2 separate regions of the Homo sapiens genome follow, and region 2 is linked to region 1. A link is a loop called in an ENCODE intact Hi-C map of the cell type or tissue named here. Cell type or tissue: Calu3. All regions are shown on one strand. Links, peaks and the distances in the headings refer to the core of each region. The heading gives the core; the rest is flanking DNA.

Evidence for each region. A loop is a pair of places that touch in the nucleus more often than their neighbours do. Peaks named below come from ENCODE experiments on the same cell type or tissue, not always from the same donor. Only the 100,000 strongest peaks of a DNase experiment are listed, where the experiment ranks them.
Region 2: it touches region 1 in a loop (5-fold over the local background); 7 of 110 quality-filtered maps call a loop at or near these places.

What each region holds. Positions count from the first base shown.
Region 1 is chr7:26,053,472-26,069,772 of GRCh38, forward strand. It overlaps LOC105375199 (a long non-coding RNA gene), which reads right to left. Exons shown (of 7, transcript XR_927114.3): 2 at 16,036-16,301; 3 at 8,072-8,226; 4 at 4,993-5,343. Among named protein-coding and RNA genes, the nearest start is that of NFE2L3, 91 kb to the right of the region's middle. In Calu3, for the core only: a CTCF peak has its summit at 8,417 (motif pointing left); a DNase peak (open chromatin) is centred at 8,390.
Region 2 is chr7:25,988,296-26,004,596 of GRCh38, forward strand. All of the region lies in intron 6 of LOC105375199 (a long non-coding RNA gene), which reads right to left. Among named protein-coding and RNA genes, the nearest start is that of MIR148A, 46 kb to the left of the region's middle. In Calu3, for the core only: no CTCF peak of the experiment used is centred there; a DNase peak (open chromatin) is centred at 8,036.

The DNA.
Region 1 (16,301 bases), core at 3,495-11,494:
CAAATACATTTCTTTTCTTTATAAATTATCTACCTTGTAGTATTCTGTTATAGCAACACAACTGGACTAAGACAGTCATTTATAATAATTTCTACCTAAGTAAAATGGTTAAAATTATCTAAAAGAGAAAACAAGGGATGAGGAAACAGCATATTGCTAATGTTTAAGGAATGCTTTCTACATGCCAGACTCTGAGCTGGGCACAGGAGTGCAGAGATTAGTAAAATATAGGTTGTATTTCAGAGACACAGAATGATCAAATGTATAGAATGTGGGCTTGGGACAGACCTGGGTTCAACCTCTCTAGTCTGCTCTTACTTCCTGTGGGCCCTTGTTCAAATCACTTAACCCTCATGCAGCTTAGTTTCATCATCTCAAAGGAATTTAAAAAGTCTATAGCCATACCACCCTGAATGCACCTGATCTCATCAGAGAAATAAAAAGAGCCTAGCTTTCATGAATATTGCTGAAATTAAAAATAATTATGTACAGCACCACTATGGCGCCTTGTACAATGAAGACATAAAATAAACTGACTTAAGAAATGGAAAGTTACCATGACCTTTGAAGCCTTGGGTTGCCCATTCCTAATTGCCTCTCCCCCAAATTTCTCTCCCACAAAGAGGTAATCTTTTTCGTGTCTTATTATGTTCTTTTTCTTGTATCCTAAAGAAAATATTGCTTGGGCCAGGCATGGTGGCTCATGCCTGTAATCCCAGCACTCTGGGAGGCCAAGGCAGGTGGATAGCTTGAGCCCAGGAGTTCTAGATCAGCCTGGTGATCATAGTGAAACCCCATTTTGTATGAAACCCCATTTTGTATGAAAAATACAAAAAATTAGCTGGGTGTGGTGGTGGGCGCCTGTGGTCCTAGCTACTCAGGAAGCTGAGGTGGGAGGATGGTTTGAGCCCAGGAGGCAGAGGTTGCAGTGAGCTGAGATCATGTCACTACACTCCAACCAGGGCAACAGAACGAGACCCTGTCTCAGTTTAAAAAAAAAAAAAAAAAAAGGAAGAAAATATTGCTTGGGTTTGCCTGCTTTCAATCTTTAGATAAAAGGACTCATGCTTGCTTTTTCTGCCTCATGCTGTGACTTTCCTTTGTTCACTCAAAGCACTTTTGAGATTCATCCATATTGACTGTGCAGCTGTAGTTCATTCATTTCGTTTCACTGGTGAATGGCATTGTATGGCATAAATATACCACAACTTAATTATTAATTCATTCTCATGTTGATGGTCATATCAATTGTTTCCAAATCTTTGCTGTGAACATTATTCTGCAGGTCTCCTGGTGTTTCGATGCAAGAGTTTCTCAGGATCTCTGACCGGAATTACTGTATGTGCATACATTCAACTTTGCCTAAGTAATGACAACTTGTTTTCTGATGTGGTTGTTCTAATTTGTACTCCAAATCCCATATATGAGAGTCTGCATTGTGCCCAACACTAAATATCAGACTACATTTTTTGCCAATTCGATGGGTATAAATAGTATCTCACTGTGATTTTAACTTCCATCTCCCTGATTACTAATAAGGTTGAAAATCATCTTATATGTCTATTGGCCATTCATGCTTTTGGAGAATTCCTATTTGTGTCCCGTAACTAATTTTCTATTGGGTCATTTGTCTTTTTCGGCTCTATTCTAAGGCATACTCTGTGTATTCTGGAAACTAACCTTTTGTCAGCTATACATGTGCAAGTACCTTTTCCCAATTTGGGGCCCGTCTTTTCAATCTCTTTATGGAATCTTTTGATGAACATAAGTTCTTAAAGTCAGTGGAGTAAAATATATTCATCTTTTCCTTTATGACATAATTTTTTAAAGAAAATATTTTTCAATTCACTTCTGATGCATCTCTCTTAATTGTTAAGCAATTTTTTTCCTGAAGCCTGCATATCATCAAGGCTAAGCCATGAGGCTTAGTGTCCCAGGGAAGAAAGGGCAAGTCCCGTCTAGGGTAGGGAAAGAAAGCAGAAGGAAATGACGTAAGGGTGAGTTCCCACCAGGGAGAATGAGGAATCTGAAGCCCTTCCAGGAGAAGTGGTGGTAATAGAGAGAGATTTGCAGAGAAGGAGGCAAAGAGAAGACGCTACCTGAGTCTCTCAGAGACTAAGCACTGCCTCCACCTTGGGCCTTACACTGGCCAGAAGAACATAATCCAAAATAAGAGAGAAGCTGAAAGTGAATGGGGCTTGTGCCACTTCTCTGAAACTGTGGAACAAGACCATCTCACAGGGTATTCCTTTGTCAAGATGTGACACAAAGTGTTCCACGTCTCTCCCAGTTCCTTTGTAGAATGAAGGGGATTCAGATGGTCCAGTGGGCTCTCCCACTGAGTGACACAGAAGCTAGTTGACCACTGAGGGCCAAGAGAACTGCCATATGGCTGGCAAGGCTAGTGTGAAAGTGATCCGTAGCAGAGACCACAGAATGGACATTCCAGGCCAGAATTGGATGGAGAATATGGAAGAGGATTAGAGCATCTGCACAGCCAGCAAGGGTCAATGTGGAGCTCAATCAGCGAAAAGAAGCCTACCAGCTCCTGATCAGGCCAAAGGATAGGCCATGAGTTATGTCAGCTGCAGCCTTCAACAGCAGATGCCAGCAGGATGCCTGGAAATGAGATGATTAATTCACAATTCTGAGGAGGTCAGCATGAACACAGACAACAGCACAAGGACCATCACCTGAACCAGCCATCCTCCCCTACTGCCATGAGGATGGGTAAACCTTCCCTATGCCTCTAGAGAAAGGATAAGAGAAAGGCTTTCAAAGAAGAGAAACAGCTCCTCCCCACACACACAGCCCTCATGAAAATGGGGCCTTGAGACTAAGATGAGAGTAGTTAGAGAAAATAAAAGCAAACTACCTTTTTCTTTTTGCATATTTGAGAGATTCTATGTACCTCTCTACTCCGCTTCAATAGTTATTATTATGGTCCTCATTGTATATGGGAAGTCTGAACATGCAAAAAAAGATTATAGTACAATCTAAATACAGTAACTGAGCTATACACAATATACATAGAGCCCATAGAAAAGGCAGAAATTAGCTACATATATTAGTTTTATATTGCTGTATAACAATATTACCACAAACTTAGCAGGTTAAACCAATACAGTTTTACTTATCCACAGTTTTACTTTCCATGGTTTCAGTTACTCATAGTCAACTGTGGTTCAAAAATATTAAATGGAATATTTCAGAAATAATTCATAAGTTTTAAATTATGCATCATGCTGAATAGCATAATGAAATCTTGCACCATGCCGCTGCCTCCTGCCCAGGACATGCATCATTCCTTTTTCCAGTGTATCCACACCATATATACTTCCCATCTGCTAGGCACTTAGTAGCTGTCTCGGTTATCAGGTCAAAAAAGCATAGTATATGCGGGGTACAGTACTATCCACAGTTGCAGGTACCCACGGGGAGTAGGTATCCACGGGGGGTAGGTATCCATGTAGCTGGGTCCTCTGTAAGGCTTCAATCAAGGTATTGGCCAGGGCTGGGTCCTTATCTGAAGGCTTAACTGTGGAAGAATCTGCTTCTAAGCTTACAAGGTTGTTGGATGCATTTAATTCCTTGTTGGTGGTGGACTGAGAGCCTCAGTTTCTTCTTGCTGGTGTCAAGTTCCCTGCCACGTGGGCCTCCCCAACATGACTGCTTGCTCATCAAAGCCAGCAAGGGAGTTCCTCAGCAAGATAGATATTAGAGTCTTATGTAATGTAACCATGGAAGTGATATCTCCTTTGCCATGTTTTATTAATGTGAAGCAAGTCACACATGCTGCTTACACTTAAGGGGAGGAGATGAAGGGTGAATGCCAGGAGACAGGGTCATGGGAGTGCCTTAGAGACTGTCCACTATACTAGGCAAGGTGGGTGGCTGGGGAAGACATGCCAGATGTGACTTCTCAGAGGAGACACAATCTGAGCTGGCTTTTGAAGAAGGTTAAGAGCCCCAGAATTGCTTGGCAGCCCCAGAACCTAGTCAATGTTTAGCGTTATAGGAGGAAAGAACAAATGTTTGTGAATGACAGTATTGACATCGGGAGAAAAGTCTGGTCACCCTTATAGGAAAGAAGATTGTATTTTACATGAGGCAAAAACAAGAAAAATAATTGTCAAATCTCATCTCAATAGCAATAAGTAACATTAAAGCCCTTCTAGCAATATTAAAATGGGAGAGGTCACTGCATTAATGTCTCAGCAAGCCTCACCAGGAAAGCGTAATGAACATCAAGGGCACTGAAACGACAGGAGATGATCTAATGCAGGAAGCTCCCCAAATACTATATTTATACAAATGATAAATAGGTTTCAAGAAAGGAGAAACCAACTAATGTTGATGACTAGGGAAATAAATAATATTAGAACTTTACACTGCAGTAGCATCTTTCATCTGGGATCCTAAAAAGCTTTAAGAGTAATTAAATTTGGGTGCTGCATCAAAGTAGACCCATTTTTAAAACAAAAATATGGATTTTATGCCCTTCAGCAGATGTAGCACTGAATAGTCTCACAGATAATGAAACAAAACCTGGAGATTATTTTCTCTTGAAGAATGTTTTATCATTGTTTCCAAGGTTCTAAATTTGTAACTAGCTGAGTCTTACGGAAATGCAGGGTGGAGCCACATTTCTTTCTATATATTGGAAAAGAGGCAGCAGTTTCAGCCCAGGTGGAGTGTGTGGGGATTGGGGGTTAGAAGCAGTCCCCATGGAAAACCCACCTAGGGAACAGGAAGCAAACATTGGGTCGCCCTTGACATATGAAAAAATGACATGACATTTGGAAAGCATCCATCTGTGTCAAACTCTGTTCTGGTTTTCAAGTATCATTGTTGGAGTGCCTCTGAGTCTCAAAAGCCTTCTGTGTTTCACATTGTTTCCGTGTCAGAGACAAGTCCATGTTTAGTTACTTGGGAGCAAGCCTCCATTCCTGGTTGGTGGTCTCAGTATGCTACCAGATCTTGCCATCTTACCATTTGAAGCTCCTGTGACCATGTTGAACCCACTCGCAACCTGGGTGTGTCTGTGGGAAGCCTGCATCTCACAGGGACATTAACACCCCTGCTGGGAGACTTAGCGATTCAGACAGGAAGTTTCATCCTCAAAATCAAGTCTCATATGCACCCTTCCATGTTCCACTGTGCCTTCAAGATGTGTGAATCAGCTTGCTGCTTCGGCAGCAGAACGTGGAGACAGCTTTCCACCCCCGGTTTTCCACGGGGCAATACACGGACCATCGTGTGAGCTGGCGGTGCAGAAGCATAAAGCTCCTTGGCCATCATTCCGTTCACAATCATTCCGTTCACAACAGGGCCATGCTGCATCTGGGGAAAGGCCGGTGATCATGTGAGCATGAGTGGTCATGGTCTATAAGGAGGATACAAAAGAATCTCGGAAATAGACACCATTTATTCACCAGTTCCTACTAGAAGAAATAAGTTTTGAGCCCTTCAACTAAAATAATGTGAAGAAATATTCCTGAAGTTAGATAGGCAGAGGATTAGGAATGTGGGAAGATGCTTGACTGAAGGTTCAACCGATCTCCTGTGTTTAATTTATTAATATGGAGTTCTAGCTGGGCATCTGATACTCAAAGACAAGGGAACAAAGCTTCACAGCCTGTTACAGCTTTGGACTTGGCCCAGGCTCATGCCCATCTCCAAAGCGGTCAAGTCCTATTTGTCCTATAAGAAGCACCTGCTGGCCAGGAGCAGTGGCTCACACTTGTAATCCCAGCACTTTGAGGGGCCAAGGCAGACAGATCACGAGGTCAGGAGTTCGAGACCAGCCTGGCCAACACAGTGAAACCCTGTCTCTACTAAAAATATGAAAATTAGCTGGGCGTGGTGGCGGGAGCCTGTAATCCCAGCTACTTGGGAGGCTGAGGCAGGAGAATCGCTTGAACCCGAGAGGCAGAGGTTGCAGTAAGCTGAGATCGTACCGCTGCACTCCAGCCTGGGTGACAGAGCGAGACTCCACCTCAAAAAAAAAAGATGCACCCGCCGTTGACAACCTCCCCAGGCTTCTCATCTATGAGTCATCCACCCTCCCCAAACTCCTCACCATTTATACATGCCTCCCTCGAGACCCTCATCCCTGTGTCCATTCAATTTTAGCAGTTTATGTACACGTCATATCCTCTTTTCAATCAGAAGTAACTCGAGGGCCCTCGCATTTTGGCTCGTATATACTAAGTACTCAGTAAACACCTTGGAAAATGAGTGAATGGCTGTTTAATACCTATTAAAATACAGAGACCAAACGTACACTCGCCCCTCCGGATCTCACTTGGGGAGCAGTGCCTTTGTGCTCAGGAGGGCTGCCATGTTCCTAAATACTTCGGAATACACAGAATTCTGGTATGCTTTCTAGAGACCAGATATACCCAAGCTTCAGCCCAATTTCAGTTTTTAAAAACAGGATCAAGAGGGCCAGATGTGGTGGCGCATGCCTGTGATCCCAGCATTTTGAGAGGCCTTGGAGGGCAGATCACCTGAGGTCAGGAGTTCGAAACCAGCCTGTCCAAAATGGTGAAACCCCATCTCTACTAAAAATACAAAAATTAGCTGGGTGTGGTGGTGCACACCTGTAATCACAGCTACTCAAGAGGCTGAGGCACAAGAGTGGCTTCAACCTGGGAGGCAGAGGTTGCATTGAGCTGAGATTTTACCACTGAACTCCAGCCTGGGTGACAGAGTGAGACTCTGTTTCAAAAAAAAAAAAAAAAACAAAACAAAACAAAAAACAGGATCAAGATTTACGCCTTCCTGAAGAAGTTGAGTCTGGGGTCACAGTCATTAGTATCATGCTTCATAATGACCTTAAGCCTCTTTCAAGTGTGTGATATTCTATTAGGTTGATGCAAAAGTAATTGCGGTTTTTGCCATTCTTTTTTTTTTAAAAAAAAGGCAAAAACCGCAATTACTTTTGCATCAACCTAATATATGCACAGTTTCATAAGCTCTCTGAGGGCAGGACTTCTGTCTATTCTGTTGATGTTATTGTTACCCACACACACTACCTTGTAAGGAAGTCTGCCCACACTGGGCAAACATTAACTATTGACTAAGCGTATCATTTTATTTTAACACAATTAGGAAGCCCTGCATTCCAAGGAACCCCTTTAGCCAAAAGCTGCTGAGTTAGGTCACCAGACTCAGCACACACCTTTTCTAATCTGCTTCTTCAGTCCCTATGAGCCATACAATGCATTCTCTCCTGCCTAGAGTTGGCAATTTCAATTATTTCTTTTCCAGAAAGAAATAAAAGTGTCTGGACTGAAATAGATTTCCCTGTTTGGAAACTAATGCAGTGAGGGGTCTATTTGTTACAAACACTGATAGGCAGCCTTCTCCACAGAGGTGAGCCGTCCTTTCCCATGGGCTCCTCTTTGCTCCTTCCTCTACAGGAATCCATCTACTCTGGTTCATGTACAGAAGGTTACTGTGGTTTTTCCAGGAAACTGCTGCCTGATGAGGGAGGCAAATTTTCTGTGTACAAATTTGAGGACCATTTGTGCAGAAACAGACATAAGTAACAGAATATAAGCCATATTAATGTTTTTATGACTATACTTGGGCCTTCTCAACAATGGTTAAGTGTTGCCAAACTAGCTTTACTTAGTGTTGGCAGGACAGGAGCTGTAATATATAGTTCTTTTTGTCTTGGCAATAAGTCTGGCACTCCTGCCAGAATCTACTCTAAAGGAAATGAACCAGAGACAATAAGTCCATTCAAATGCACTAGCGATTTCTTCCAGCAGGGATTTTTCAATTTCTAAGTTGATACAAATTTTAAAACCACCTATTTTAAGTAGGGAGTGGGAGTTTTATTTTCCAAAAGAAGATGTTATATTTACCAATGTATTTCTGACATCTGTCCGCAACAAGAAATATTATAGTGCCAGGTAATTGAGAAGGTGTCAGAACAAAACAAACATAAAACAAACAAAAACAGAGAGAGATGTATTCCTTTCAAAAGGATGTAAACACAAAATATAATTGATGGGCTTCATTCAGTCAGCCGTTTAATTTGCGGTGTTTAAGTACTTACATAAAATGACATTACTGCTGTGCTATTGTCTCGCTGGTTCCATGCATTTTATTTATGACCATGTGTCTTTGTGAGTGAATAAAAAAATGTGGAGTTGCTAGCAGCAAACCTTACACATTTCAAAACCCAAAACCAAGAAATCCTTGAAGGACCACCTATAAAAAAAAACTTTGTTAACACAAGGTTCAATATTTGCCTGGGTTGGCACAATCCTACTTGGAGGGGAAAAAGGAGGCGGATTTTTCTGGCTTTAGGAGGCGGGATTTCAGGTAAACCACTGTGAAGGTGCCTGTCTACGCCTCTGAATTCTAGAGCCTAGAGCCCCCTGCTGGCTGAAGGAGGAAGAGACCTGAATGGACCCGATGGCCATCATTTCAAACTCCTCATTTTCCCCCCAGGTCATTCATTCATGCAGCAAATATTCGTTGAGGCTTGCTCTGTGCCAGGCACTGTTCTAGGCTCTGGGGATAATCTGTTCAACAAAACATACAGGTCTTTGCCTTACTGGAGTTTACACTGCAAAAAAAGAATTCAAATGGCCGGACGCGGTGGCTCACACCTGTAATCCCAACACTTTGGGAGGCCGAGGCGGACGGATCACCTGGGGTCAGGAGCTCGAGACCAGACTGGCTAGCATTGCAAAACCCCATCTCTACTAAAAATACAAAAAATTAGCCGGGCGTGATGGTGCACACCTTTAGTCCCAGCTACACGGGAGGCTGAGGCAGGAGAGTCACTTGAACCCCAGGAGGCAGAGGTTGCAGTAAGCCAAGATCACGCCATTGCACCCTGGGCGACACAGCAAGACTTCATCTCAAAAAAAAAAAGGAAAAGAAAACCAAATAACCATAAACTATAATGTCACATAGAAATTGATACTAACAGATAAACTATGAATCACAGCACAGCAGGGAGAGGAAGTAAAGAGTGATGGGAGGATGATGTATTTTTAGACAGAAGAACTGAATAAATAAAATGAAGAAGAGGGAGAAATTGGTAGGAGGGGCTTCCAGGAAAGGGGCGGAGCGAGTGTGAGAGCTGGGCGGGGGTCAGGGAGTGCACGGAGCAGTTAGCAGTGCAGAAGGCCCCGGTAGCTGAGCGATGAACCGAAACTTAAAAATGAGCTGAGCCCAATGATGCGGAGCCTTACATGGTAAGAATTTTGGATTTTACAGTAATCCACGGAGAGGCTTGAACAGAGAATTAACTAAATTTGCTTTCCATTCTAAATAGACCATTCTGTGTGCAACAAGAACTAACTGCGAGTGTGAAATCTGAGAGGCCCATTTTGGAGGCTACTGCCATCATATTTCAAACAATTCAATCAATGAATTTCACCAAACTGAAATTCCTGCTGTTTACAACAAGGTTCAGAGAAGAATAAAATATCTTGGTCTCTGCCCTCAGAGAGCTTTCAATCAACTTGGGAAAATAAGATAGGCACACTTCAAATTAAACTTACGAGAGACAGTGAAGGATTGTTCTGGCTTGTACACAAGAGCAATAATAATGAAGATGAAAAAGGTGGTGTCACCAGCAGCCAAGCACCAGCTTGAGGCAGTTTAGCTTCATGGTTAAGAGCACAAGCGCTAGAGCCAGGCTGCTGGGGTTCAGAATTCTGGTGTCATTTACTAGCTGTGTGACCTCTGGCATGTGCCTTGGTTTTCTCTGTGCCTCAGTTTTATGACCTGTAGAATGGATCTAATAATAGGACCTTCCTTATAGGGTTGGTATGAGGAATAAATGTGTGTCAATGTTGTGTAGAAGGTGTTTACATCAGTGTTAGGTAATTTACCAAAACTACTCAAAAGGAAGAAATGTCTCCGAAATCATTATTACTGCAGTAGGTCAGATGTGGTGTGATAGTGACTTACATATCAGTTGTGGAAACAAAATAAAAGGGGCAGTATTTCTGGAAGGTTAACTTAGAAGGTTTGATGACAACAAGATGGTAAATGAAGCATACAAAGGGGTTCAAGATGAACATGAGATCTCAAGCGTAATGATTAGGAAAACAGTAGAAAGGAGAGAAAAAGAGAATTCAGGATGGGAAATTGGTTTGAGAGGCAGGGCAGGTTGGATTTCAGGCATACTGAGTTTGAAGTGGACAAGTGATTAGAAATGTCAGACTAGGGCTCAGAAGAGAGATCAAGGGTATCCTTATGGATTGGAACCTCTTCCTTTGGGGGCTATCTTTGAAGCCATGGAGATGACAGATAACTAAGACAGAAGTGGCTGAAAAAAAAGAGCTCTAAGAATGAAATTTAGGAGACATGACCATAGTTATGGATTAGAAAAGAGGCTGAAGAGGCCGGGCATGGTGGCTCATGCCTGTAATCCCAGCACTTTGGGAGGCCTAGGCAGGCGGGTCACCTAAGGTGAAGAGTTCAAGATCAGTGTGGCCAACATGGTGAAACTCCATCTCTACTAAAAAAAAAAAAAAAAAAAAAAAAAAAAATACAAAAATTAGCCGGGTACAGTGGCAGGTGCCTGTAATCCCAGCTACTAGGGAGGCAGAGGCAGGAGAATTGCTTGAACCTGGGAAGCGGACATTGCGGTGAGCCGAGATCACGCCACTGCACTCCAGCCTGGGCAACAGAGTGAGATTCTATCTCAAAAAAAAAAAAAAAGAAAAAGGAAAAGAGGCCAAAGAGAGGAAAGCATCAGAAAATCAGGAAGAGACATGTTATTTTAGCAAAAATATTGAGAAAGATGGAAAAGCCACTGTCAAACACTACTAAGAGATAAAGGATAACTAAGTATGCCTTTGGAGGAGATCATTAAGAAGTCATTGATGGGCCAGGCAGGTGGCTCATGCCTGTAATCCATCCCAGCACTTTGCGAGGCCGAGGCGGGTGGATCACCTGAGGTCAAGAGTTCGAGACCAGCCTGGCCAATATGGTGAAATGCTGTCTCTACTAAAACTATAAAAATTAGCAGAGTGTGATGGTGCCCGCCTATAATGCCAACTACTTGGGAGGCTGAGGCAGGAGAATCTCTTGAACCCGGGAGGCGGAGGTTGCAGTGAGCTGAGGTCAAGTTACTGCACTCCAGCCTGGGTGACAGAGCCAGACTCTGTCTCAAGGAAAAAAAAAAAAAAGTCATTGATGGCATCAAGAAAGAGTTTCTCAAGTGCAGCTTATCCTAAGGGTCTCTGCTAAATGTTTGTCATGAATGCTGTGCTGTGCCACCCAGATTTCTCCATCAGGACCCAAGGTGCTGTCTCCCCGGGGAGGGTTGTAAGCTGACAGCTCCCAGCGGCTCGGCTGAGGAAAGCCATCTTGCCCAAGGTCGTGCCCGCATCCTGGGGCAGCCTGCAGCAATGGCTGGTTGACTTCGGGGTATAAAAGCCCAGTTTCTTCCCAAAAAGGGACAACTCAAAAGGGCCATTCCAGGTTTCGAGCCATGGAGTCAGCTAGGGCTGAGTCACAACACACTGTGACTGCACTGCCGCCAGCCTCCCCTTCCCCACACAGCGTTGACGCCAGTGAGAAGAAAAGACCCCCAGGACACTTTAAGCAGCAATGCCAATCTCTGAGTCGGGATCTGCTTCCCCAGGAACCCAGAGGCCACAATGTATTAGAAAATTCAATAAAAATAAAAATGATAACATCAGGGAAGAGTTTTGGCACAAAGAGATCAATATAGCATTTAACAGGCCAGGTGCAGTGGTTCATGCTTGTCATCCTAGCAATTTGGGAGGCTGAGGCACGTGGATCACTTGAGTTCAGAAGTTCAAGACCAGCCTGGCCAACATGGTGAAACCCCCATCTCTACTAAATTACAAAAATTAGCCAGGAGTGGTGGTGCATGCCTGTAATCCTAGCTACTTGGGAGACTGAGGCACAAGGATCACTTGAACCCAGGAGGCAAAGGTTACGGTGAGCTGAGATCGCCCACTGCACTCCAGCCTGGGCAACAGAGCAACACTGTGGAAAAAAAAAAGAAAGAAAGAAAGAGAGAAAGAGAGAGAGGGAGAGAGGGAGGGAGGGAGGGAGGAAGGGAGGAAGGAGGGAAGGGAGAAAGAAAACACAAAGAAATAGTATTTAACAGATAAATAAAAATAGTTCCTTAGAAATAGAAATTCTGAAATTGAAAGGGTCAAATTGAGGGAAGTGAATAGGAATGGGCTTTTCTCCAGGACCCCAAACCTATCAGACTTGCAAAAAATGAGATGGTGCCATTTACCTTTGGTGAAAATAGAGTGCTGGGTTTCCTAACCCGATTGATGGTGCTGTCACCGTATAACCTCACAATCTCTTTTAATCTCTGCACTCTTGTCACTTTGCTGCCATCTGGAGAGAGGATTAATTTGATTTGTCCCCCAAGGAGATTAATGTATCTGATTGGATTCCAGCACACGGAGGGATACCATTCTCTAACCCATCAGCACTGTCCATGGCCAGGGTGCAAAAGCCCATCCCACTTCTCCCAAGAAAGAAGCAGCTCTGAGGATCCCGAGACACTGTGGAGATGATGCTTGCAAAGTTCACTTTCACATTGCGCTGTCTTTCTAGCCTTCCCAGTGTTGAAATATCTCTCCATACGCCCAGTGGACCTTCCCATAGCCTATGGGGGTGGGGCAGGGGAAATTCACTGCTTAAGAAAAAGAATGTTCTTTCATGCAACCAAATGTACTATCCAACCCCTCAGATGCTTGGAAAGGCAGGGATCATGCCTGTTTGTTTACCTCTGTACCCCAAGAAACCAGCAAAGTGCCTGAACACACAGAAAGTGCTTGATTGTTGAATAAATGATCTAAAAACTGGTGCTAGGTGGATCACGAATGAAGTAAAAGAAACAATCAGTAAATATAAATGATAAAGATGGCTAGAGACAGTTTGGCTCTGTGTAAATTATGACTAAGTTGGAGTCCTCTTCCGGTCACCTCAGTGAATGTCTCAGTGATCCAGTTGCCCATGGTAGATACTTAAGAAAAGCTCTTTGGACTGAATTAAACTACAATAAAACCTCATTGGTGGAAGCCCAAATAAAAAAGCATATTCATTGGTGCAAATACTTCAGAAGAAGGGACATTATTCATTATTCAGCACAAGGATATGAGAGTGACGAGGAAGAGAAAGACAGGGACAATTTTTAACAATGAGAAGAAAGGAATCCAAAGGTGGGGAGTCTAAGGAAAATGATCGATTATCCACATTAATGGAACTATTCGGTTTAAAGCTTCAAGAATTGGCCTGAGGGACCACCATGAAATTTGCTATCTCAATTAATCCTTGCAAAGTGAAAATAATACATGTTAGCTGTTCTCACCATTCTAAGGACTTTACATGTATCCTCATTTGATCCTCTCAAGAACTCTGTGTGTTAAGTTTGCCAGTACTGCCATCCCCATTTTACAGATGAGGAAACTGAGGTCTAGAGAACTTAAGTGACTTGCCCAAGGTGGCACAGCTGGTAAGTGCAGCCATGGGTCTTCGAACCTGGACAGTCTGACTCCAAGGCCATGCTCTTAACCTGTTCACTGTATCACCTCCTGCAAGGACAAACATTCCACCTTCTTTTCCCCTCTTCAACCCACAGGTAAGTTCTGTATTTCCTGGTTTTTAAACTCTAGAAAGAATGCTCTTGAAGAACAACCATATGACACTTTTTAAAGTGCAATTGATATTTAAGACTCTATCTCTACATTGAGATTCCTAAGAAATAGCATTTTTAATAATATAGATGTTTAAAACAAAACAATACAGAAAGTGGGCTGCATCTGAGGGTAATTTTTTTTTTTGTCTATTTTGTTCACAGCTAAATCCGTGGGCCTAGAATAGTGCCTAGCACATGGCAAGCTTTCAAAAATATTTGTCAAACTTGTGGTTGAACCAAAACAAGATATACAGAATCCCCTATATGGGTACTCCCACATAAACTTTATGGCACAATTGAGACTCCACCTCCAGGGCATGGTTTCTTGGGAGAACCCAAGTGGCTAAGTCTTGCCTTGTATTTGCCTTGTATTTTATATTAGAATCATCCTGTGAGGTAATTAACGCAGTTTTATGATGCTTAATCAAAGACACACAACTTGGCCGGGTACGGTGGCTCACACCTGTAATCCCAGCACTTTGGGAGGCCGAGGTGGGTGGATCACTTGAGGTCAGGAGTTCAAAACCAACTTGGCCAACATGGTGAAACCCTGTCTCTAGTAAAAATGCAAAAAAAAAAAAAAAAAAAAAAAAAATTAGCCAGGCATGGTAGCACACTCCTGTAATCCCACCTACTCAGGAGGCTGAGGCAGGAGAATCACTTGAACCCATGAGACAGAGGTTGCAGGTGAGCTGAGATCGTGCTACTGCACTCCAGCCTGGGCAACAGAGGGAGACTCTGTCTCAAAAAAGAAAGAAAGAAAAGAAAGAGAGAGAGATGGGGGGTGGGAAATTAAGGAAAGAAGGAAGGAAGGGAGGGAGGGAGGGAAGGACACATACACAGCTTGCTAAAACATGTCTTCTAGCAAAGATGCAAGTATAGTAAAAGTTTTCTTAGCACAATGTGTCCAAGTCTGATGTGTCCAAATTTGAGTTGCTTCATTAATTACTTGACAACTTGACAACTTTTTTTTGTTTTTTGGGGTTGTTTTGGTTTGTTTGTGTGTTTGTTTTTTGAGACAGTCTTCCTCTGTTGCCCAGGCTGCAGTGCAGTGGCACAATCTCTGCTCACTGCACCCTCCACCTCGCAGTCTCAAGTGATCCTCCAACCTCAGCATCCTGAGTAGCTGAGACTACAGGTGCGCAAAACCACGCCCAGCTAATTTTTGTATTTTTCGCAGAGAGAGGGTTTCACCATGTCTCTACAAAAAATTGGTTAGGCTGGTCTCGAACTCCTGGGCTCAAGCACTCCTCCCACCTCGGCCTCCCAAAGTGCTGGGATTACAGGTGTGAGCCACCGCACCAAGCCTTTATTTGTATTTTGAGGCAAGATTGCTTCATGGTTAAGAGGCATGGGCTGAATGACCAGGCCTGTGTATGTTTGTTAACCTCTCTGAGCCTTAGTTTTCTCATATGTAGAATTTAGGTAATTTATTAACATCTATATCAGTTAGGTTCTAACCAGGAAAAAAGAAACCACTCTAGGCATTTCAAAGAGGGCATTTAATATGTGGAACTGGTTCCCTAGGTGAGGGAAGAGTGGGGAAGCTAAATGGGATGGTGAGATGACCTGGATACGAGCTGCAGCAGGAAGCCACCACCATCCGTAGGGCTGCAGGGACAACCAGACAGAGCAGGTGGTGACAGCAGAGCCCAAAAGCCAGGGCTACTGGGCACTGGGTCCATAGGGGAGACACAGCTGCTCCTGGAGTCAGCACTGGCATCAGCACAGGAAAGGGATAAATGCCCTCACATCTTCCCTCTTCCTGCCCTCCAGCCTCTGCCAGCGCCTCTTATTGGCTGAACCTAATGAGAAGCCAGGGAGCCTGGGAAATGTGATGGCTGTGGTACAGAGCAGAGCAGGAAAAGGGCAGAGATGGACCTGAGAGCAAATGAGCAATTCACCAGCTCAAGACCTCACTGGGCTGTCATGAGATTTAAATGGGTTACACATGTGCTGAGCACTCCCCGCCGGCACGTCATGGTGCTTAATGAAAGTTATTATTGTTATTATATGTAACAGGCCCTGGGCTGGACATGGGTAACAGAAAAGACGTAGACTCTACTACCAAGTAGCAACCAGTCAAATCACTGTAGCCCATTTGTTTTTTAGCAATGACCCATTCCGTGGGCCTCTAGTGTGAACCTTCTAGCAGTCTTTATCCCCCCATATTGATACAGGTGACCAACTTCGGAGTATGCATATCAACCATCAGCATCAATGGTGACCAAGAAAAACAGGCTAACATTGACCTATAAGTGTTTACTCTTCCAGAATAAAAGGGGTCCTTAAAAATGCAAAATATTTTATGTAAGATACAAAATGATCTGTCAATAAAACAGGCACTGACTCCATCATCTTACCTGATAAAGGATTGATTTAGTGAGTGTGTCATTTATGCAGCTGATTGCGTGTCTAGCTTTAAGGTATTTGATGATTTCCTAAAAAGACAATGGCTTTACAACTAGAAGCCCATTTTAAGAAAGATTTTCTCAAATCAGAGAGGTTCCTCACACGGATGACATGAAACCTTGGATGAAGCGTTCATGAGTCTGGTCACGAGCAGAGTCAACGGGTGCTGCCAATTAGAGGCCAGGAAATCTTGTCTCTCCATCTCTTCATTTTTATC
Region 2 (16,301 bases), core at 3,321-11,320, 65 kb before region 1:
TTACTTGAGCCCAGGAGTTAGAGACTAGCCTGAACAACATAACAAGACCTCATCTCTACAAAAAAAATATGAAAATTAGCGGGGCATAGTAGCATGTGCCTGTGGTCTCAGCTACTCAGGAAGCTAAGATGGGAGGATTGCTTGAGCCTGGGAGGTTGAGGCTGCAGTGAAGCGTCATTGCGACAATGTGCTCCAGTTCGGGTGACAGAGCAAGAAGACCCTGTCTCAAAAAAACAGCTAATAATCTTCTTACCAACTCCCTAATATTTCAGCTGCTATTTTCCCTCATGTGATTAATATTGATGGTTGGAGGCAGATTCTTCTACACTCTTCTCACAAAAATATATACAGACATACACATATACTCACTGAGTTTTTGATGGAATTGCAGCTCTTGTTTTCATTCTTATTATAACCAATTAGATTATACACATTATCCTTTATTTTTTCTGTCACTTAGCAAGGTAGAACAGATATCCCTCAGATCATTACATATGGTTCCATCTCACTGTTTAGTAACAGCCATGGTTATCAAATATTTACATAGTGTAACTATATAATGATTTGCTAACCATGCCCCTTTAGATGGATGTTCCATATTTTTCTTTTTCTTTGTTTTTCCTGCCACAAACCAAGCTGCAAGCAGCATGCTGGTACCGCCTTGCCTGTAGGACCAGTGACTCTTGTGCTTACATTCAAAGTTTAGATTTTTGCATACTAATTCTCCTTGAAAGAATTAGAAGCTAAGACTGTGTCATCAGAAGATCCAAGTTTTGTAGCCTGCATTATATAAACAGGAAAAGTCATCGCCTGTGCCTCAGTTTCCTCATCTGTAAATTAATAGAGAATAGATATCTGTTGGAGTAAACTACCATCTCTCTCTCTCTTGCTCTTTCTCTCTCTTTTTCACGCATGTTTTTACATCAATTGAGCTGAGTGCCAGTGAACCCTGAGCCAGCTTTCTGTATAACTAGAGCAGCAGCTGCTCCTTGCTGGAGGCAGGAAGTGTTTGTCCTGCAGGCCTTTGATCATCTCGTAGCCTTTCCACACTGGGAACAATTTTTTAACCATCTGCAGGCTCCGTAACCGGTTTGTGAACTTTCACTCTTCTGTAAACTTACAGAGTTGTATAAAAGTATGAACATTCAGCCTGAAAGCCATCTGAGCAACGGAGTCCTTTATAAAACTGCAACCTACTTATTCAACCCCAAAGGTGAAACTCCAGCAAATGTTTGTATATTTGATGAGTGCAAGCACGTAGGGTGTCAAGATGCCAGAAAGAGCTACAGGGCTCCAAAAATCCTTATTTTGAACCTATACCACCACAGAAAGTGATCATATTTCTCTGGCTATAATAGTAGAGTTGTAAGATTTAGGACTTAAAGAAACTAGATACCCAGTTAAATATGAATTTCAGATAAACCGCACATAATGGTTATTTTATTATTATTTATTGTACTATATATTACATAGTATTTTATGATTATAGCATTACATGGGGCGTACTTACACTAAAACATTATTCATGGCTTGTCTGAAACTCAAATCTAACGGGGCATCTTGTATTTTATCTGGCAGTCCTATGTGATAGAATAAATTTGTTCCCCCCTCTGTCCCCACCAATCCAGAGCTTTCTTTGCTTTTGTCTCTGTGTCAGAACCACGAAGTGGAAGGATTCACCTTTCCTTCCTCAGCCAAGGCTTCCCTGCAAATTTGGGCGAGCTCATGACTTGATCCCAGCTCCATCGGTATAAGGGGTCATCTAGGCCCAAAACTCTTTGCCCCACTTGTGGTTATCTTACATCTACTGCGTCAACTTTTCAGGTTGAAGGATCTCTGTATTTCAAACTTCCTCTCTCATTTTGACCATAAAAAATGGCCCACTCCCTGACTTAAGTCTGAACTTTCTAGACTGCATACTTTCTGTATTCTCTTGCCTCTTCTGCGTTTCTGGTGCCCTCAGGGCTTTACCTCCTAAAACTTCCAAATCAAGCTAAGAATGTTTCATCAGAAGATCCAAGTTTTGTAACTTGTTTCATGTAAACAGCGAAAGTCAGCACCTGAGCCTCAGTCTCCTCAATTTGTAAAATGGGTGTTGAATTCTATTAGGAGATACTCAAGATTGTTCCTAGCTCTGACATAATGTGGCTCCAGACTCTTCTCCCCTTGACTTCAATCCTCCTGGCCACAGCCTTCATCTGAGCCTCCCTTCAGGACGTAAGAGTGCCTATGTCCCAGTCTGATACTCAGTTTTTTGACAGAAACCACTTAGTATGGCTCCAAGGGTAGGATAGCCAATCCTTGCTCTTCTAAACATTTTCCTCAACTGTCTAACTTCATAAATTGTCAGCTTTTAACATTTGCAAAGTGCTTGACCAAGCAGAACACTCACCTTGTCAGAGATGGTCATTCCAAAAGTTCCTGTAGTGTAAATTATTGTCCTGTATTAAATCAAGCTATTTACATGTTAACACAATTAAGTACTACATAGCTGCAACAATCCGAAATTCTGTTGACTTTTACTACATAGAAATCTTCATAAGACAATGTTTGGCCCCAAACAGAAATACAGGTTTTTTTAAAGAATGACCAGGCAAGATGTATAAATACACATGAACAACAATCAGAAGAGAATTCAGAAGAGTAAAATGTGTTTCAAACACAGAAATTTAAAAAAATAAAATTGCGTTTATTTATGTATTTATTTATTTATAGCGTTTCTCTATAGTTTGAGAAACGCTAAAAAAATTCCTAGCTCTCTCATCTTTTAAAACTAAGAAAAATCAGCTGGGCACAGTGGCACATGCCTGTAGTCCAAATTAATTGGGAGGCTGAGGTGAGAGAATCCCTTGAGCCCAAGAGTTCCAGTCCAGCCTGGGCAACATATTGAGACCTTGTCTCTAATTTTTAAAAAAGAGAGAGAAAAATAAGAGGTCAAGGGAGTAAATGAGGGAGGGATCTGGTGGGAGGTGATTGGATCATGGGGTCGGTTTCCCCCATGCTGTTCTGGTGATAGTGAGGGAGTTCTCATAAGATCTGGTGGTTTAAAAGTGGCAGTTTTCCCTGAGCTCGCTCTCTCCTGCCACCATGTAAGGTGATTGCTTCCCTTTTGCCTTCTGCCATGATTATAAGTTTCCTGAGGCCTCCCCAGCCATGCAGAATTGTGAGTCAATTAAAATTCTGTTCTTTATGAATTACCCAGTCTCAGGTAGTATCTGTATAGCAGTGTGAAAACAGACTAATACAATTAGTTTAAGCAAAAAAGAAGAATATATCAGAACCAAGGACAGAATCTGTTGGAAACTATCAAGATTTTTTTCATTCTGTCCCTTATCTCTGCCTCTAAAAAAAAATTCATTTGTCAAAAAAAAAAAAAAAAACCCAGAAAAATAATAGAGAAAATCAGTAAAGTCAAAAGCTGCTTCTTTGAGAAGATCAATAAAACTGGCAAACCTATGGCCAGAAGTGATGAGGACCATAAAAGAGAAGACACAAGTGATCAATATCAGGAATGAAAGAGGTGGCACAACTATATATTCTATGACATTAAAAGAACAATAAAGGAATATTTAAAGCAACTTTATGCCTATAAACTCAACAATTTGGATAAAATAGAAAATTCCTTGAAAGATATATTACAAAAGCTTACTCAAGAAAAATAGATAACTTGATTCTCCCTGTATCTATTTTATCTATTTATTTATTTAGATGGAGTCTCACTCACTGTGTCATTCAGGCTGGAGTATAGTGGTGTGATCTTGGCTCACTGCAACCTCCACCTCCCAAATTCAAGTGGTTCTCCTGCCTCAGCCTCCAGAGTAGCTGGGATTACAGGTGAGCACCACCACACTCAGCTAATTTTTCTATTTTTAGTAGAGACAGGGTTTTACCATGTTGGCCAGGCTGGTCTTGAGTTCCCGACCTCAAGTGATCTGCCCACCTTGGTCTCCCAAAGTGCTGGGACTGCAGGCATGAGCCACCATGCCTGGTTGCCCTGTATCTATTTTAAAAACTGAAATTGTAGTTTACAATCTTCCCAAAAAGAAAACCCCAGGCCTAGATGGCTTCATTGGTGAATTCTACCAAACGCTTAAGGAAGAAATAATATCAATTCTACACAAACTCTACCAAAAGAATTGAACAGGAAGAAATACTTCTCAACTCATTCTCTGAGGTCAGCATTATTCTGAAATCTAATCCAACAATATGTTAAAAGGATAATACATCCTAACCAAGTGGGGTTTATCCTGAGAATGCAGGGCTGGCTTAACATTGAAAATTAATTCAATGTAATTTATGAGATTAATAAATTTAAAAATAAAAACATATGATCATCTCAGTAGATACAGGAAAAGCATTTAACAAAATCTAACATTCATTCCTGATCAAAGCTCTCAGCAAACTAGGAAGAGATGGAAACTTTCTCAGCCTGCTAAGGACATCTATTAAAAAACTATCTACTTAATTAAAACACTACACTTAATGCTGAAGAATTGAATGCATCCCCTCTAAGATTAAGAACAAGACTGTTATGTTCACTCTCCTCACTTCTGTTCAACACTGTGTGGAGGTTCTGATCAGTGCAATCAGGTGAAGAAAAAAGAAAATAAAAGAAAAATTCATCCAGATTAGAATGGAAGAAATAAAACATCAGATAATCATCTATATAGAAAACCCAATGTAATCTACAAAAAAAAACAAAACAAAACCTGCTAGAACCAGTAAGTAAATTTAGCAAGGTTGCAGGATACAAGAGCAATATATAAAAATCTACTATACATGTATATGCCAGCAACAATCAGATATGAAAATTGAAAAAAATACAATTCACAATAGCATAAAAATATAAAATATTTAAGGATACATCTGACAAAAGACATGTAAGACCCATACACTGAAAACCATAAAACATGTCTGAAAGAAATTTTTAAAAACCTAAATAAATAGCAAATGGATTAGAAGAATCAATATTGTTGACATGTCAATATTCTTCAAATTGATCTATAGATTCAGTGTAATTGCTATTAAAATCCTAGCAAGCTTTTTTTTTTTTTTTTTTTAAACAGGGTCTTACTGTGCTACCCAAGCTGGAGTACAGTGGCATGATCATGGCTCACTGCTACTTTGACTTCCCTGGGCTCAGGCAATCCTCCCACCTCAGCCTCCCAAGTAGCTGGGACCACAGGCATGCACTACCACGCCTGGCTAATTTTTGTATTTTTTGGTAGAGACAGGGTTTTTCCATGTTGCCCAGGTGAGTCTTGAGCTCCTAGGCTCAAGCAATACACCTACCTCAGCCTCCCAAAGTGCTGAGATTACAGGCGTGAGCCACTGTGTCTGGTCCAGCAATCTTTTTATGTAGGAACTGACAAGTTGACTTTAAGTTCATATGAAAATGCAAATGACTTAGCCAAAATAAGTGTGAAAAAGAACAAAAAAATTTTTTTGAATCGATATTGTTCAAGCGATCTGCCCATCTCGAACTTCCAAAGTGCTAGGATTACAGGTGTAGGCCATCCTGTCCAACCAGAAGAACAATATTAAAAGGACAACACTCACTGATTGCAAAAATTATTATGAAGCTACAGTAATCAAAATGGTGTGTTTGATGTAGAGAGAGACAGATCAATGGGAAAGAACAGAGAGTCTGGAAATAAATCCACACATATATGGACAACTGATTTGGGCAGGCACAAAAAGGTAATCCTATGGAGAAAGTATGGCCTTTTAAACAAATGATGTTGGAACAATTGGCTATCTATATGCAAAAATAAAGGTGAATTTGGATTTATATCTTGCACTGTATTAAAAAATTAACTGGAAATTTATCATAGACTTAATAGAAAGCCTAAACCTATAAAATTTCTAGAATAAAACAGGAGAAAATTTTTGTGACCTTGGATTAGGCAAAGGCTTTTTAGGACAACAAAAGCACAACCAATAAAAGAACAAATAGATTGATTGGACTTCATCAAAATTAAAGACTTTTGCTTTTCTACTAAAAGAATAAAAAGGTACTCCACCAACTGGAAGAAAATATTTGCACAGCATCTATCAGATAAAGAATTTATACCCAGAATATATAAAGAACACTCCAAACTCAACGATAAGAAAAAAGACAACCCAATAAAAGACGAACAAAAGATTTGATCAGATCCTTTACAAAGAAAATCAAGAACACTTCACAAAGGATCTGCAAATAAGCACAGGAAAAGATGCTCAACATCATTAGTCACTAAAGAAATACAAAATAAAAATCACAAGATACTACTACACATCTATTAGAATGGCTGCAATTAAAAAGACTGACCATGTCAAGTGTTGGTGAGGATATGGAGGAGGCTCTTTATGCCTCAGTTCTCTTACCTGTAAAATGGCACCTACTTTATAAGGTCGTTATGAGGATTTAATGAGTAAATACATCTCAAGTGCTTAGAGAAAGTGCCTGGCACATGGTAGGCAGGGCATGAATGTCTATTGTTTTCATTCTCCCACTAAGGAGGTGTGATAACCCACATCCGTCTCTAAGGGTAAGCAGCAATTTAACAAGAGAAGAAGAAAGGGGAAGGGAATTGGAGCAGAGCAAAGGCCACTTGGACATCTAAGTGAGACAGGGAAAAAACTGTGAAAGGGGAAACTCATTAGTTATTTACAGGCCTTTAGCCTCATTTTCAGGAGGGCAGTCCCTGGTAATCAGGAGGGCCTTTGTTTGCTGAAGGTATGGAGGAGGTGAGGCTGCCTCTGGAGAGGTGGTTTCTCCAGCACAGCTGCTGGGGCAGAGTGTGGGGTGCACTTGCTGCGAGGAGGGAATGCTAGGAGAGGTGACCTGCCTCATGGAAGTGACATTCAGAATGCTGTGCATTGAACTCTCACCACCAGCAAGAGCAATAAGCTCAGGAAAAACGTTCATTTCTCTCTGGTACCTTTTAATTTGAGGAATCAAGAAAAGTGACAAATTCCTTCTCCATGGTAGGTAGAGGCTGAGGACCCAGCCTGCCCTTGAGCCCTAGGTAACAGTGGGTTACAGAGATAGAGGACCGCAGTGGTCACTAACTGCCTTCCTGAGCACCTCCCACATGCCAGGCATTGGGCTAAGGGCTGCAGGAGCCCAATGATTAAGACACACTTTCTGCCCTTGACGACCTCACAGGTCCAGCTGGAAGACAGACCAGGAAGCAAATAATTACAATTAAACACTGTCACATTACTGTTAGAAGGGCCATACGAGAGGCTAGTGTAAAATGCCTTAAAAATGTAGATACAGAAACAGTCTCACCATGGAGCAGATTACAAGTACTAGGACTAAAGGAGCAAATATTAGAAGTAAAAAGAAAGAACATTTCCCTGCTAATTTTGGCATCCTTAAGCCACCCATAATGAAAACAGCTTCTTAATCAAATCCAGCTTTTATTTCCAGGCTGAACCACAGCCCTTTCTGTTTTCCTCCTAAGCCAATATAATGTTTTATTCCAAGCTGTTTTCTCCCATCATCTGTCAAATAGGGCCACTTTAGATCTAATACCAGCCTCTTGATGGGGAGCAGGGGCTGCATTAGTAGAAGAATGTCCTTACATCCCTGCAGAACTCTCTGGGTTCTTTGCTATTACTAGAAAAGATCAGAAGAAAAAGATAATATAAAATTAGGTGATTTAGCTAATATCCTCCTATCTGGTTCTGAGGACTATTCAGACTAGGAATGAGATCTGTTCTTTCGTTTTAATTTGAGCACTCTTGATTCCTAGTACGGAAATGCACTATAAGCTCTGACCATAATCCTTCTCTTAGTGTTTGTTTGTGTTGCAATATTTACATTTGTGATCTTCAGAATCATTAATGCTGCTCTGCAGCCATTGTCTCATCAAGTGAGCTAACAAATGATCACCCATCAATAAGAACCTGAAAACCTGGCACCTACAGAGATCGAAATAACCGTCCCCAGAAGCCCGATACACAATCATAACTCAAGCAGCAGTGGGGATCCACAATGCTCACACTCCCAGACGGTAATGGTCTAGCCTCCAACTCAGGCTGAAGAATGACCACAAGTGGGCACTAAATTCCCTGTCAGATGTCTGAAGCCCCACGGCTTAATTATTAGCACTAAGATTACAGCCTCTATATCAATGTGACTTTACTATTTGTTCAAAGAAATTCTGGCTCAGGAAGATAAGGCCATAAACCAATAAGATACCTCCAATACTCATTTATCAAAAATAGACTGCTCAACCAGCCATCTTCTCAGGACAATAGGTTATTCATACAGGTAAACAGTCCCCTTCCCAAGACAGTAGGTCACTCACCTGGGCAAATCTACTTGCCTATCAAACAGTTATTCATGAAGTCTCACCTTAAAACTCTCTTCTTTGTTGCATCCATCAACTCTAAACAATTTTATCATAAACTTTGCCTAATTCTAATCAGATTACTGATTAAAATTAAACCACTTGAACTCAGGCCCCAAAACTCAATGACTATTTTTCTTCTGACACACTACTAAGTCTCCACCAAGGTGATACTTTCCCTTATTATAGTAAATAATAAACTCAGCTTTGTTTGATCAGCTGATTATTCTGATGGTCTTTCAGGAGCGTCAGATACTCCAGATGGATTAAATGAAGGAAATGTAATGAAGCAGCTCCTTTCAGAAGTGAAGGCAAGATTACTGCGATACACGAGGAATAGTGAGGTGTCCAGGGACCAGCAAGAGTGGGAAGCCATTGCCACCCCTAGGGCTGAAGGGACAAGGGGAGGAATTAGTGTCAGTGGAACCCAGCAAGAGTGGAGACTATAGAGTCATGGCTGCCCAGCCAAAGCGGAAGTCATGAAGGCCCACACCCACCATCACAAATCAGGGGGAGCAGGGAGGGAACACTGCCTCTGCTTCTCTTGCCCTTCAGTTGCCTGCTGGTTCCTCCCATTAGACAAACCCAAATGGAAGCCAGCAAGCAAGCAGACCCCAATAATGCCGGAAGCAGTCTGCTGGGGGCCAGCGAAGGGCAGAGAAGGGAGGAGACTGGATCTGTGTGAACATGGGGAAATGGGATGATAAGTGAATAACCAGTACACAGCACAAGGAATATTGGTTGAATGAATGAATGAATGAATCCCCACTGGTCTTCAGCAAGGTTATAGTAATAGTATTTGCTAACGAATGAATAAATGAGTTATACTGAATATGCATTATCTCTACTTAGCATATTGGCTTTGCGGGGGGCAGGGGGATCATAATCAGTAAATGTCAACTTTGTTCCTTTGCTTAAAACTTTATTTCAGCCAAGATAGACAAGGCACTGATATTAGTCCATTCTCACATCACTAATAAAGACATATCCGAGCCTGGATAATTTATAAAGGAAAGAGGTTCAATTGACTCACAGTTCCGTAGAGCTGGGGAGGCCTTAGGAAACTTAAATCACAGCAGAAGGAGGAGCAAACACTTCCTTCTCCACAAGGCGGCTGCAAGAAGTGCCGAGCAAAAGGGGGAAAAGCCCCTTATAAAATCATCAGATCTCGTGAGAACTCACTCACTATCATGAGAACAGCACGGAGGTAACCACCTCCATGATTCAATTACCTCCCACCGGGACCCTCCCACCACATGTGGGAATTATGGGAACTACAGTTCAAGATGAGATTTGGGCGGGGACACAGCCAAACAATATCAGCACTCAAAGAGTAAAACAGAGAAGAAAAATTGGGCATGTTTTAGAGATTTCATAGATGTTATCTGTGGTATAATTTGGCTTAAAGCCTGGACTTAGGAGTTCTGGCACAAATATCCTTCACCTACTCCCTAAAATATCATCAAACCAAGACTTCTTATCTAGGAATTTTACCATAATTGCAAGAGCTAACCACATCACATTTTCTGGAAGGACTTGAAAAGGTTAGCAAATTTGGAAATACCACCAAATAAGAAGTTGCCAAAATAATCCTTTTTTAACAGTTCTGTTTTAAATTATGTAGTCTAGTAGAATGTGAGCTTATGAGAGTTGGTCAAAGCCAAGGAAGCAAACTAAGTTTTTGGGCTATCTGCCCTGTAACAGATAGCCCCCAGTATAATTAAGGGTTAAAAACCTCTAGTTCTGAAATCAGATAGACCTGGTTTTGAATCTTATACTATGTGACTTTGGGCAAATTACTTGCATCCCATGCCTCAGTTTCCTCATCTGTAAAATGAGAATATTATTCCGTGCTTCTTTTTTTTTTTATTGGTGGCTATTATTTTTGGCCACCACATTCACCCCCTACCCCTTTCAATACTTTTTCCTATAACCCGGGACCGGAAGTCTGGCAACTGCTACATGTCCATCTCCATTTCCTTCACGGTTCTTAAAACTGTATATAAATACATTCTGCCAATGATATGCCCCTGTGCAAGTTTCGGAAGTTCAAGCTTTAGCAGATGTGAGCTTCACAGCAACTTCTAAGTTTTCGCTTCCTAGTTATCAGCCTGGGTGCTTCAGGACGGCTATGACCAGCGGTGACCATGGGCAGCAGTTTTCTGTTGTTTTCCTCATCTCAGTGGTGGCAGCAGTTTCTCAGAGTAAGACTGTATGGGTGAACCTAAAAGCTCACGGTGCCTCCCGTGACTTTTGCTCCTTCAGCCTTTTAAACTTTTTTATTTTAATGAACTTCTAATTCCTTCCATTAAACTTCTTCCTACATAAAATATCTAAGGTCTTTTCTTTTATTTTGAGACAGGGTCTCGCTCTATGACCCAGGGTGGAGTGTAGTGGCACAATCACCGCCCACTGCAGCCTCAACCTCCCCCCACTCAAGTGATCCTCCCACCTCAGCCTCCTGAGTAGCACGGACTACAGGCGCATGCCACCATGCCCAGCTAATATTTTGTATTTTTTGTACAGACAGGGGTCCACCATATTGCCCAGGCTGGTCTCAAACTCCTGGGCTCAAGCGATCTACCCACCTCAATGTCCCAAAGTGCTAGGATTACAGGCATGAGCCACCATGCCCGGCTGGTTTAGCTTTTTCTAACTGAACCCTGAATGAGATCTACCAGAGTGTACTAAGTTTTATACCCCAAAAGTACCTTTTATAGAAATGATCCTTGAATTAATCACTACTGTGGAGGTCCTTCATCATGTGCATAACTGTTATGGATTCTTCTATAAAACTGAAGACTTCAGAATTCTCCAAGGCAATGAAGACAAGTTAACAACTATGTTAATCATCCTAATAGCACTTTGATTTAAAATCCGTTTATTTGGTTCACGTGACCATTTCAAACACCTTATTTATAGACTTATATAAAATATAGGCTGAACCAGGTAAATGAGTAATATTTTGAAAAGAATCTTTTTTTCTGAGCAGTAGGTCTTACAAGTGGGCTTTAAAAATTCAGTAAACCATGCTGTAAACAGATATGCTATCATCCAGGATTTGTTGTTCCATTTAGAGCACAAGCAGAGTATATTAATAATTCTTGGCCGGGCACGGTGGCTCAGTCTGTAATCCCAGCACTTTGGGAGGCCGAGGCAGGCGGATCACGAGGTCAGGAGATCGAGACCATCCTGGCTAACACGGTGAAACCCCATCTCTACTAAAAATACAAAAAAATTAGCCGGGCGCGGTGGCGGGCGCCTGTAGTCCCAGCTACTCGGGAGGCTGAGACAGGAGAATGGCGTGGAGCTTGCAGTGAGCCGAGATCACGCCACTGCACTCCAGCCTGGTCGAGGGAGCGAGATTCCGTCTCAAAAAATAAATAAATAAAAATAAATTTAAAAATAAATAAATAAGTAAGAATAAATTCTTAAAGCTCCTAAGATTTTCAGAATGGTAAGTGAGCACTGGCTTCAACTTAGTCACCAGCTTCATTAGACCCTAACAAGAGAGTCAGCCTGTCCTTTAAAGGTAGACATTGACTTCTCTCTAGCTATAAAAGTCCTAGATGGCATTTTCTTCCAATAGAAGGCTGTTTTACCTATATGGAAAATCTGCTGTTTGGTGTAGCCACCTTCATCAATGGTTGTAGATAGATCTTCGGGGGAACTTGCTGCAGCTTCTACACCAGCACTTGCTGTTTTGCTTTGTACTTTCATGTTATGGAGATGGCTTTTTTCCTTAAATCTCGTGAACCAGTCTCTGCTAGCTTCCAATTTTTCTTCTGCAGCTTCCTCACCTCTCTCAGCCTTTGCAGAATTGGAGAAAGTTAGGGCCTTGCACTAAATTAGGTTCTGGTTTTAAGGGAGTGTTGTAGCTGATTTAATCTTCTATCCAGACCACTCAGACTTTCTCCATATCAGCAATAAGGCTTTCCTTTTTTTTTTTTTTTTTTTTTTTTGAGACGGAGTCTCGCTCACTGCAAGCTCCGCCTCCCGGGTTCACGCTATTCTCCTGCCTCAGCCTCCCGAGTAGCTGGGACTACAGGCACCCACCACCACGCCTGACTAATTTTTTGTATTTTTAGTAGAGACGGGGTTTCACCGTGTTAGCTAGGATGGTCTAGATCTCCTGACCTCGTGACCCACCCGCCTCGGCCTCCCAAAGTGCTGGGATTACAGGTGTGACCCACTGCGCCCAGCCTGCAGTAAGGCTTTCTTATCATTCATGTGTTCACTAGAATAGCACTATAGCATTTTTAATTTTCTTCAGTAACTTTTCCTTCACATTCACAACTTGGCTAACTGGTGCAAGAGGCCTAGCTTTTGGACTATGTCAGTTTTCAACATGTTCTTCTCACTAAGCTTAATCATTTCCGGATTTTGATTTGAAGTGACATGTGCAATGCTTCTTTTCACTTGAACACTTAAAGGCCATTGTTATTAATTGGCCTAATTTCAATATTGTTGTTTCTCAAGAAATAGGGAGGCCGTAGGAAAGGGAGAGACATAGGGGAGTGGCTGATGCATGGAGCAGTCACATACACACATCGTTTATCCATTAAGTTCACTGTCTTATATGGGTGCAGTTCATGGTGCCCAAAAACAATTAAAATAACAATATCAAAGATAGCTGATCACCAACAGTATTGTAACAAATATAGTAATGATGAAAAAGTTTGAAATAATGTGAGAATTATCAAAATGTGACACAGAAACATGAGGTGAGCACATGCTGTTGAAAAATAGCATAGACAGACTTGCTGAATGCAGAGTTGCCACAAATTTGGGTTGCTTCAATTTGTAGAAAGTGCAACATCTGTGGAGTGTGTTAAAGCAATGTGCAACAAAACAAGATATGTCTGCACTCCATTTTGTATTAAAGCAGCACTCCACCCCTCCTTGATAAGGTTGTAAGCTTCTTGAAGACAGGAACCAGGCTTTACCAACTGGAGGAACTCTTGGTATGGTGTTCTGCATAGTAAAAATATCACTGAGGAAATCACAAGTTCACAGATTTGCAGAGAGAATCACCATTTGAGCCTTCCTTTAATGCCTGAGGTTTTCAAAGCCAAGTCCAGTCCTGACTTGCCTTAAACATCTAATTAATCTTATCTCTGGACTAATGAAACTGATTACATGGCACTTTGTAAATATCTAAGGTACTCCCCAAAAGATAAACAGCGGCAATGGTCAAGATCAAAGCGTTGGGTATGGAATGCAACTGTTATGGCTCGAGGGTCATGGCTGCCTGGAAGAACAATAAACGCAGCCTGGCTTTGATCATCTCACTCTGAACACAGAACCTTCAGTGGTTCCTCACTGCCTTCAAAAGCCCACACTTCTTGGCAAACTCCTCTGTGCCCCTACCACCTGGTCTCAGCCCACCCTCCCTGCCTTATCTTCCAATGCCTTTCACTACCATGAACAAGCTCACCAAACACTCCGTGAACAACTCATGACTGCACTGACTGGCTTCCTGGTCTCCAAATACTCCCTTTTCTTTCCCCTGCCCCTCCCCATCCAGTGCATTCTGCATCAGCCAGCTCAGGTCCCTCCTCTTCTCAGAACCATCATGTAATGACCCTTTCCTGCCACCTTGTACAGTTGACACTTCTTACATACTCATTAAGCACTTTTCATGTATTATCTCACTTCTCAAAATTATAAAGTAGGATTATTTCCTCCATTTTATGGATGAGGAAACTGAGGCAAACACCCTAATATTTTCAGACTGTGTAATTCAAGTCTCAGATAATATTTATAGCTCACTTATGCTCCAGAAGAAAATCTGGCTAATTTACTCCTAAGACAGCTGATGGACATCTATAAGATTTCTTAAACAAAGCAGTGAGTGCTTTCAAAATTCAGTATAATAATCTCAAAATTGCAACAGCATATATGGTATTTAAAAATACTTTACACACGTAGGCCAGGCACAGTGGCTCACACCTGTAATCCCAGCACTTTGGGAGGCTGAGGTGGGCGGATCACAAGGTCAGGAGATCGAGACCGTCCTAGCTAACACGGTGAAACTCTGTCTCTACTAAAAATGCACAAAATTAGCCGGGTGTGGTGGCGGGTGCCTGTAGTCCCAGCTACTCAGGAGGCTGAGGCAGGAGAATGGTTTGAACCTGGAGGGGCGGAGCTTGCAGTGAGCCAAGATTGCGCCACTGCACTCCAGCCTAGGCAACAGAGCAAGACTCTGTCTCAAAAAATAAATAAATAAATAAATACTTTACACATGTAAAGATGCTCAATATCATTAATCATTAGAGAAACGAAAAATCAAAGCCACAATGAGATACCCCTACACGCCCATTAGGATGGCTACGATTAAAAAAAAGAAAGAAAGAAAATAAGTATGGGTGAAAATAGGGAGAAATTGAAACCCTTGGGCATTTGCTGGTGGGAATATACAAGGTGCAGCTGCTGTGGAAAATATTTGGTAATTCCTCAAAAAATTAAACATTGAATTACCATATGATTCAGCAATTCCTCTTCTAGCGTTGAAAGCAAAGACTCAGATATTTGTACACCTGTGTTCATAGCAGCATTATTCACAATAACCAAAATATAGAAATAAACCAAATGTCAAAGATGAATGGATAAACAAAATGTGGTCTACACATTTATTGAAATATTATTCAGCTTTAAAAAGCAATGAAATTCTGGCACATGCTACGACACGGATAAACCTTGAAGACATAATGCTAAGTGAAATAAACCAGTCACCAAAGGACAGATGTTATATGATTCCACATAGATGTGCCAGCTGGAATAGTCAAACTCACAAGTAGAATAGTAGTTGCAAGGGGCCAAGGGGAAAAGGGAATTTAAAGTTCGTGTTCCACGGCACACAGCTTCACTTTGGGAAGATAAAAAGTTCTGGGCTGGGCACGGTGGCTCACGCCTGTAATCCCAGCACTTTGGGAGCCTGAGGCAGATGGATCACGAGGTCAAGAGATCGAGACCATCCTGGCCAACATGGTGAAACACTGTCTCTACTAAAAATACAAAACTTAGCTGGGTGTGGTGGTGCACGCCTGTAGTCCCAGCTACTCAGGAGGCTGAGGCAGGAGAATTGCTTGAACCAGGGAGGCGGAGGTTGCAGTGAACTGAGATCACACCACTGCACTCCAGCCTGGTGACAGTGCAAGACTCTGTCTCAAAAAAAAAAAAAAGAAAAAGTTCTGGAGCTAGATGGTGGTGATGGTTGCACAACAATGTGAATAATGCCACTGCACACCTAAAAATGGTTAAAATGGTAAAATTTTATGTGTATTTTACTACAATAAAAAATACAAAGATACTTTTATATCATGCACTTGATCCTCCCAAACACCCTGCCAGGAAGCAGAGGGGATTTACAAAGCAGAATCGGGTTCATGGTTCTGGGTAGGGCCCGAGACTCTGCATTGCTACTCTGCATTGCTACCCTGCACCTGGTGATGCTGGGGATCTACAGACCACAGCCCTGGGGCAGGACAAGTAGGTGGCAGGAATGAGATGCAAAACCTGATTCGTTATACTCACAGTCTTTTCTTTTTTCTTTCTTTCTTTTTTTTTTTTTTAATACCTTATACTCACAGTCTTTTCTTTTTTCTTTCTTTCTTTTTTTTTTTTTTAATACCTTATACTCACAGTCTTTTAGCTCTTTCAGGGAATCCCTCAGAAGCGACTCCAACCTCATGAGGAGGAAAGGGCTCACTGAGAACACAGATCCTCACCATCTTGATGGATTGATCAACTGAAATATTTCCAGGTGACCATCATGAGGCTCACCCATTGTTGTGAATGCCACAGACACCCTGAGGATATCTAAGTTACACCCGCCTTTGATCTTACACAGATTGCTTTTTTTAAAAAAAAATAAAAAAGACTACCTGTACTTCAGCTAAAATTAAACTATAATAGAAACTAATTGGATTGCAAACTAGTTGAACTACTTAAAGCTTT